2 separate regions of the Homo sapiens genome follow, and region 1 is linked to region 2. The links are chromatin loops, found by intact Hi-C in ENCODE. Cell type or tissue: K562. All regions are shown on one strand. Links, peaks and the distances in the headings refer to the core of each region. The heading gives the core; the rest is flanking DNA. Region 1 overlaps PHLPP1 (PH domain and leucine rich repeat protein phosphatase 1). Region 2 overlaps PHLPP1 (PH domain and leucine rich repeat protein phosphatase 1).

The links. Hi-C counts contacts between places; a loop is a spot of excess contacts. Peaks named below come from ENCODE experiments on the same cell type or tissue, not always from the same donor. Only the 100,000 strongest peaks of a DNase experiment are listed, where the experiment ranks them.
Region 1: it touches region 2 in a loop (2.0-fold over the local background); 2 of 110 quality-filtered maps call a loop at or near these places.

The regions. Positions count from the first base shown.
Region 1 is chr18:62,740,170-62,743,087 of GRCh38, forward strand. All of the region lies in intron 1 of PHLPP1 (PH domain and leucine rich repeat protein phosphatase 1), which reads left to right. Among named protein-coding and RNA genes, the nearest start is that of PHLPP1, 26 kb to the left of the region's middle. RefSeq lists an enhancer at 1,047-1,341. In K562, for the core only: no CTCF peak of the experiment used is centred there; a DNase peak (open chromatin) is centred at 1,282; H3K4me3 peaks cover 366 bases.
Region 2 is chr18:62,833,691-62,836,608 of GRCh38, forward strand. The region is part of intron 2 of PHLPP1 (PH domain and leucine rich repeat protein phosphatase 1); the gene reads left to right. Among named protein-coding and RNA genes, the nearest start is that of PHLPP1, 120 kb to the left of the region's middle. In K562, for the core only: no CTCF peak of the experiment used is centred there; no DNase peak of the experiment used is centred there.

The DNA of each region.
Region 1 (2,918 bases), core at 302-2,801, 94 kb before region 2:
GTGGGTAGGTCGGGAGGCAGAAAGGCAGGATGTTCAGAAGCCTTCATGAAAGCTGCGGGTAGTAAATAACCAAGCTGGGATTGTGCTTTCTATTATATTCTGTTTCCTTTCTGTTTATAAACTCATTTATGGATATTTCTGAGATAGATTTGATTTTTTTCTTATGACTTCTTTTTTCTTATGACTTACAGGTAAGAGCTGATTCTGAAGAATGTATTTTCCATTCTTAGATTATCATAATAACTCATGGATTAAATCTGTTTATAAAGTGAACATAAAGACATGGTAAATTTTAAGTTCAGGTAGATATGTAGATATAAACCAGATGGTATAGAGGACAATTAATAAATAATAAACACTGTTAAGAAACCATGCTAAACCTATCATGGAAATCTTGTTAATTGTAGTAAGCATTGTATTTTCATTTTGTGCTTAGGACTGGGCTAGATGCCAAGATTTTAAATTATGGTTATTGAAACAAAAACGAGCATTATTTTAGTTTTTCTTAAGAACATAATTATGGCTGGGCATGGTGGCTCATGCCTGTAATCCCAGCACTTTGGGAGACTGAGGCAGGGGATCACCTGAGGTCAGGAGTTCAAGACCAGCCTGGCCAACATGGTGAGACCCCATACGTACTAAAAATACAAAAACTAGCCAGGCGTGGTGGTGCACACCTTTGTAATCCCAGCTACTGTGGAAGCTGAGGCAGGAGAATTGCTTGAACCTGGGAGGCGGAGGTTGCAGTGAGCCGAGATCATGCCACTGCACTCCAGCCTGGGCAACAGAGTCAGACTCTGTCTCAAAAAGAAGAAAAAAAAAAGAATATAATTGCTCAAATATTTACTGATGTCTTCAGATCATCTAGCTATTTTATATTCCCGTAGCAAAGTTGTGTTTTGTAGATTTTTAATAAAGGTAGTTTGAGAACTAGGATAGAAACTCTTGAGAAAGAACCATAATTGCTCACTCTTCATATGATGAATTGCTAAACAGCAGTAAGAGTGGAAAAAAATAATAGACCGTTCTTGATTTTATAGGCCCTGGTGGAATGGCTGTAGAGTTCGGTTGTTTTTTACTTGCTCAGGAACTTTGTATTTATTGGGCTAGCAGTTGTTGGCACAAAGGTTTGTTTGTGTTCAAAAGTCACTGATTAGTGGTAACAGAAACTTTTTTTCATATGGGACACTGTCTTTTTTTCCCTGAGTCTACTTAGTCAATTCAGATGTGGAGTGCTTGCTTCCCAAGGTATAAGGTGCTTTGAAGGCTGGGGGAAAAGATGAGTCACCAGATCCTCTGCCTTTTCAGAAGCTTAAGCCAATTGCACAAGGACGCAGATTATCATAAAACGTAAGACAGTACTATAGGGTTCTTCCTCTCAATTTCTTGCAAATACTTCTTGAACTTTGTGCCTCTTGTGTGCCACTCTTTAACAAGAAGGTCCTTGCCCTTGTGACTTCAAAGTAGGGAGTAAACTTACCAAATACTTTTATAAATAATTGTTTAATTGTAATTGTTATGTGTGCCACGAGGAAGAAATCTAGTATGCAGTGAATTCTTGTTTAAGCTGAGACCTGAGGACTGAATAGTAGCTTGGGTTACAGGGTACGTGAAAGAGCATTGCAAATAGGGAAACAGTGTGTTTGAAAGCCCTGAGGTAGGAAGCCCGGCAAGTTTAAGGACTTAGAGGGAGGACCAGTGTGAATATAGTGTACTGATTGAGAATATCAGGAAATTGTAAGGGGCCATATAATGGGTGTGTGGTCTGGGGCTAACTTCTGCCTGACCGAATGCTTTGGTCATTATAGTTTTTCTCCTCTTAAATTCAATGCAAAATAGGTAGATATATGAATTCTCTGTTAAGTCTAGCTACAAAGGCCTTTGAGGCCAGTGTTTTGGAATTGATTTTAAGATAATGGGAAACCATTCCATTGAGTTATCAAATGTTCTTTAGATTTGTCTTTTTCAAGGACAGGTGCCATGACTATCATTTCCTAACTTTTTATCTTATCAGTAGGAGGGAGAAAAGAGAAAAGGAAGATAAAAGTAACGCGGTCTTTTCTATAATCTGAACACACAAGAACAACCACTTTTTCTGTTCTTCCTATGTACATGACTTTCTTCATCTTTTAGCCACCTACACAGCTGTGTAGTTCCTTATACAGCTATATTGATTGACTCTATGTTATCTGAGGCCCCAAGATGCTCCCAGAATGCAAAGGGGTGTGGTCTGAGAATAAAGGCATAGTCTTTTTACTGGCTTCATGTAATTTTTTTTTTTTGAGATGGAGTCTTGCTCTGTCGCCCAGGCTGGGCGCCTGAGTGGCGCTATCTTGGCTCACTGCAACTTCCGCCTCCCGGGTTCAAGCGATTCTCCTGCCTCAGCCTCCTGAGTAGCTGGGACTGCAGGTGCCCACCGCCATGCCTGGCTAATTTTTGTATTTTCAGTAGAGACGGGGTTTCACCGTGTTGGTCAGGCTGGTCTTGAATTCCTGACCTTGTGATCCACCTGGCTCGGCCTCCCAAAGTGTTGGGATTACAGGTGTGAACCACTGCAGCTGGCCTTTTAAAATTTTTATCGGAAGCTCTATTTTACTCTGTTTCTGCCCCATCCCAGCACACTCATTTTCCTTTTCTTAGAAAAGAAAAATTAGTACCTCTTATTGAATGAGTATATAAAATTCCCTGCTGTATATTCCAGCTTCCCGTAACTCACCCCCAATGATAATAAACTGTGCTGAACATCAAGGATGTTTGATTGAGGACATTAAAAATCACCAATTCAGTGTGTTCTCTTAATACTTTAAAAACCAATTTCCATTTTAATGGAGTTGGAATACAGCATTCTAATTTGTATGTCCTGTTAGGGAGACATTAAATGAAATTATACTTGCTTAGGATTTTTTTTTTACACTTTT
Region 2 (2,918 bases), core at 305-2,804:
CATAATAAGATTACATGTTACTTATGTGGTTTTCATTTCTCTATAATGTCTACTGTAAACATTCCACAATTTTCATAATTCCTTAAGTAATTTTCCTGCTGATGGACATTTGGGTTGCTTTCAGTTTGTTGTTGTTATAATAACAACAGTGCTGCTGCTATAGTCTCATGTTGATATGCCTCCTGGTATGCAAGTACCTTTTCTAAGACAGTAGTTTGCGAGTGGAGTTACTATGCTGAAGGGACATTTGGTTATATGTAGGAATGTTTTGATGGTCAGATGATTGAACAGTGAACATTATCAGTTAATATAAGCATAAGTAATGCCCTGGTAACACCCCTCTTTTCCCCCCAATCTTAGTGACTTGTCATAACAGTTATTTCTCACATTGTCTGTTGTGGGTCAGTGGGGTTGGGGGGTGGGCGTTTCTTTTGTCACACAGTTGTTCAGGGACCCAGCCTGATGAAGTCTTGGCTCTTTTATACTTCCCTTTGTTGTTTTGGCAAGGGAAGAGGTAATTGGAGCATCATTCATGGGCCTTGTATGTTTGGATGCAGAAGTGACACATGCCACTTCTCTCTGTGGCTCATTGGCCAGAACTAGTCACATCGCTCCACCTTAATTGCAAGGGGTCTGAGAAATGTGGAGTAGATAGAGTGATTGGTGAATAACATTATCTTTGCTGCAGGGGACACTCTTGGCATTTAAAGGCAGAGGCGAGAGTTTAAAATATTGTGCAAAGTATTAGAGAGTTCTGCATAGGGGACAATGAAGAACTATTCAATCCACAATTCCTATAATGATCTCCTTGAGAAATACTACTGTTGGGTATACACTTTGGAGCTCGGTTACTGGGCTCTGGGACATACACACATCTACTTTCGCAAGATGATACCAAGTTGTTTTTCAGGGTCGATGTACCATTTTGCATTCACATCAGTGTACAAGTGTTGTTTCTCCACATCTTCACCAACACTTTACTGACGTGTAATTGACAACAATAAACTGCACATTTCAGTTTTATAACTGTACACTCCAGTTAACACAATTTGATAGCTGTATACCCCCATTAAACCATCACGGCAACCAGGATAGTGACCATGTTCATTATTCCCAGAAGTTTCCTCGTGTCCCTTTGTTCTCCTTTCCTCCCACCCTTTTATTTTCCTTTCCTCCCACCCTCTCCCACTCCTCTCCATCCCTAAGAAACCTTTTGCTTGATATCTGTCAATTTGTTTACACAGCATTTTTTAAAAAATCGTATTTTCTGTTTGGTTTATAGAAACACAGTTGGTTTTTGAGTATTGATCTTGAGTATTGATTTATCGTCTTGCTAAATGTTCTGGTTTATTCTAATATGATGCCTGTAGGTTTTTTTGTTTACTGTATAGTTAATCATATAATATTCAAATGATGACAGGTTTCTTCCTTTTCTTTGTCTTACTGTTACGGGCAGGAAGATCTAGTACAGTGTTGAATAGAAACAGTAGATACTTATCAATGATCCTTTTTTTTTTCCTTTTTTTTTTTGAGACAGAGTCTGTCTCTTGTCACGCAGGCTGGAGTGCAGTGGTGCATTCTTGGTTCACTGCAACCTCTGTCTCCCGGGTTCAAGCCATTCTCCTGCCTCAGCCTCCCGAGTAGCTGGGACTACAGGCGCATGCCACCACACACAGCTAATTTTTGTATTTTTAGTAGAGACTGGGTTTCATCATGTTGACCAGGCTGGTCTTCTGACCTCAGGTGACCCCCCTGCCTCGGCCTCCTAAAGTGCTGGGATTACAGGTGTGAGCCACCGCACCTGGCTCCTTATCAATGATCTTGAGAATGATATCTCATCATTAACATTGAAGTTTGCTTTAGATGTTTGATAAATACCCTTGGTCAGTTTAAGTGAGTTTTTATTTTCTGAGTTTGCTGAGAATTTTTATTCTTCATTTCAGCCTGAATGAAGTTACTAACAGCTTTTTCTGCAACTGTGGGGTTAATAGTATGGGTGTCTTTAATCCGTTAATGTGATTAATGGTTTTATAGTTCTAATTACGTTAAACTGTCTTTCTTTATCTGAGGTAAATTCAACTGGTTCTTTTTTTTTTTTTTTTTTTTTTGAGGCGGAGTCTTGCTGTGTTGCCCAGGCTGGAGCACACTGGCACAATATCAGCTCACTGCATCCTCCACCTCCCGGGTTCAAGCGATTCTCCTGCCTCAGCCTCCTGAGTACCTGGGATTACAGGCATGCACCACCACGCCCGACTAATTTTTGTATTTTTAGTAGAAGTGGGGTTTCACCATGTTGGCCAGGCTGGTCTCAAACTCCTGACCTCAAATGATTCGCCTGCCTCAGCCTTCCAAAGTATTGGGATTATAGGGGTGAGCCACCGTGCCCGGCCTTGTTCTTGATACATATATATATTTTTAAATTACTGGGTTTTCTAAAATAAATAAATAAATTAATTAATTAAAAGGCTGGGAATGGTGGCTGATGTCTGTAATCCCAGCACTTGAGAGGCTGAGGCGGGTTGATCACGAGGTCAGGAGTTCAAGACCAGACTGGCCAAGATGGTGAAACCCTGTCTTTACTAAAAATACAAAAATTGGTGGCGCAGTGGCAGGCGCCTGTAATCCCAGTTACTTGGGAGGCTGAGGCAGGAGAATCGCTTGAACCTGGGAGGCAGAGGTTGCAGTGAGCTGAGATCGTGCCACTGCACTGCAGCCTGGGCAACAGAGCGAGACTCCATCTAAAAATAAATAAATAAATAAATAAATAAATAAATAAATAAATAAATAAATAAATAAAAATAAATTACTGGATTTTGATGCAACATTTTGTTCAAGATAAATCTTTGTGACCATGGTTACCTGTAAGTTTCCTTTCTGTTACTGTTCTCATGTGGGTCTTGGTTATACTATCCTCATAG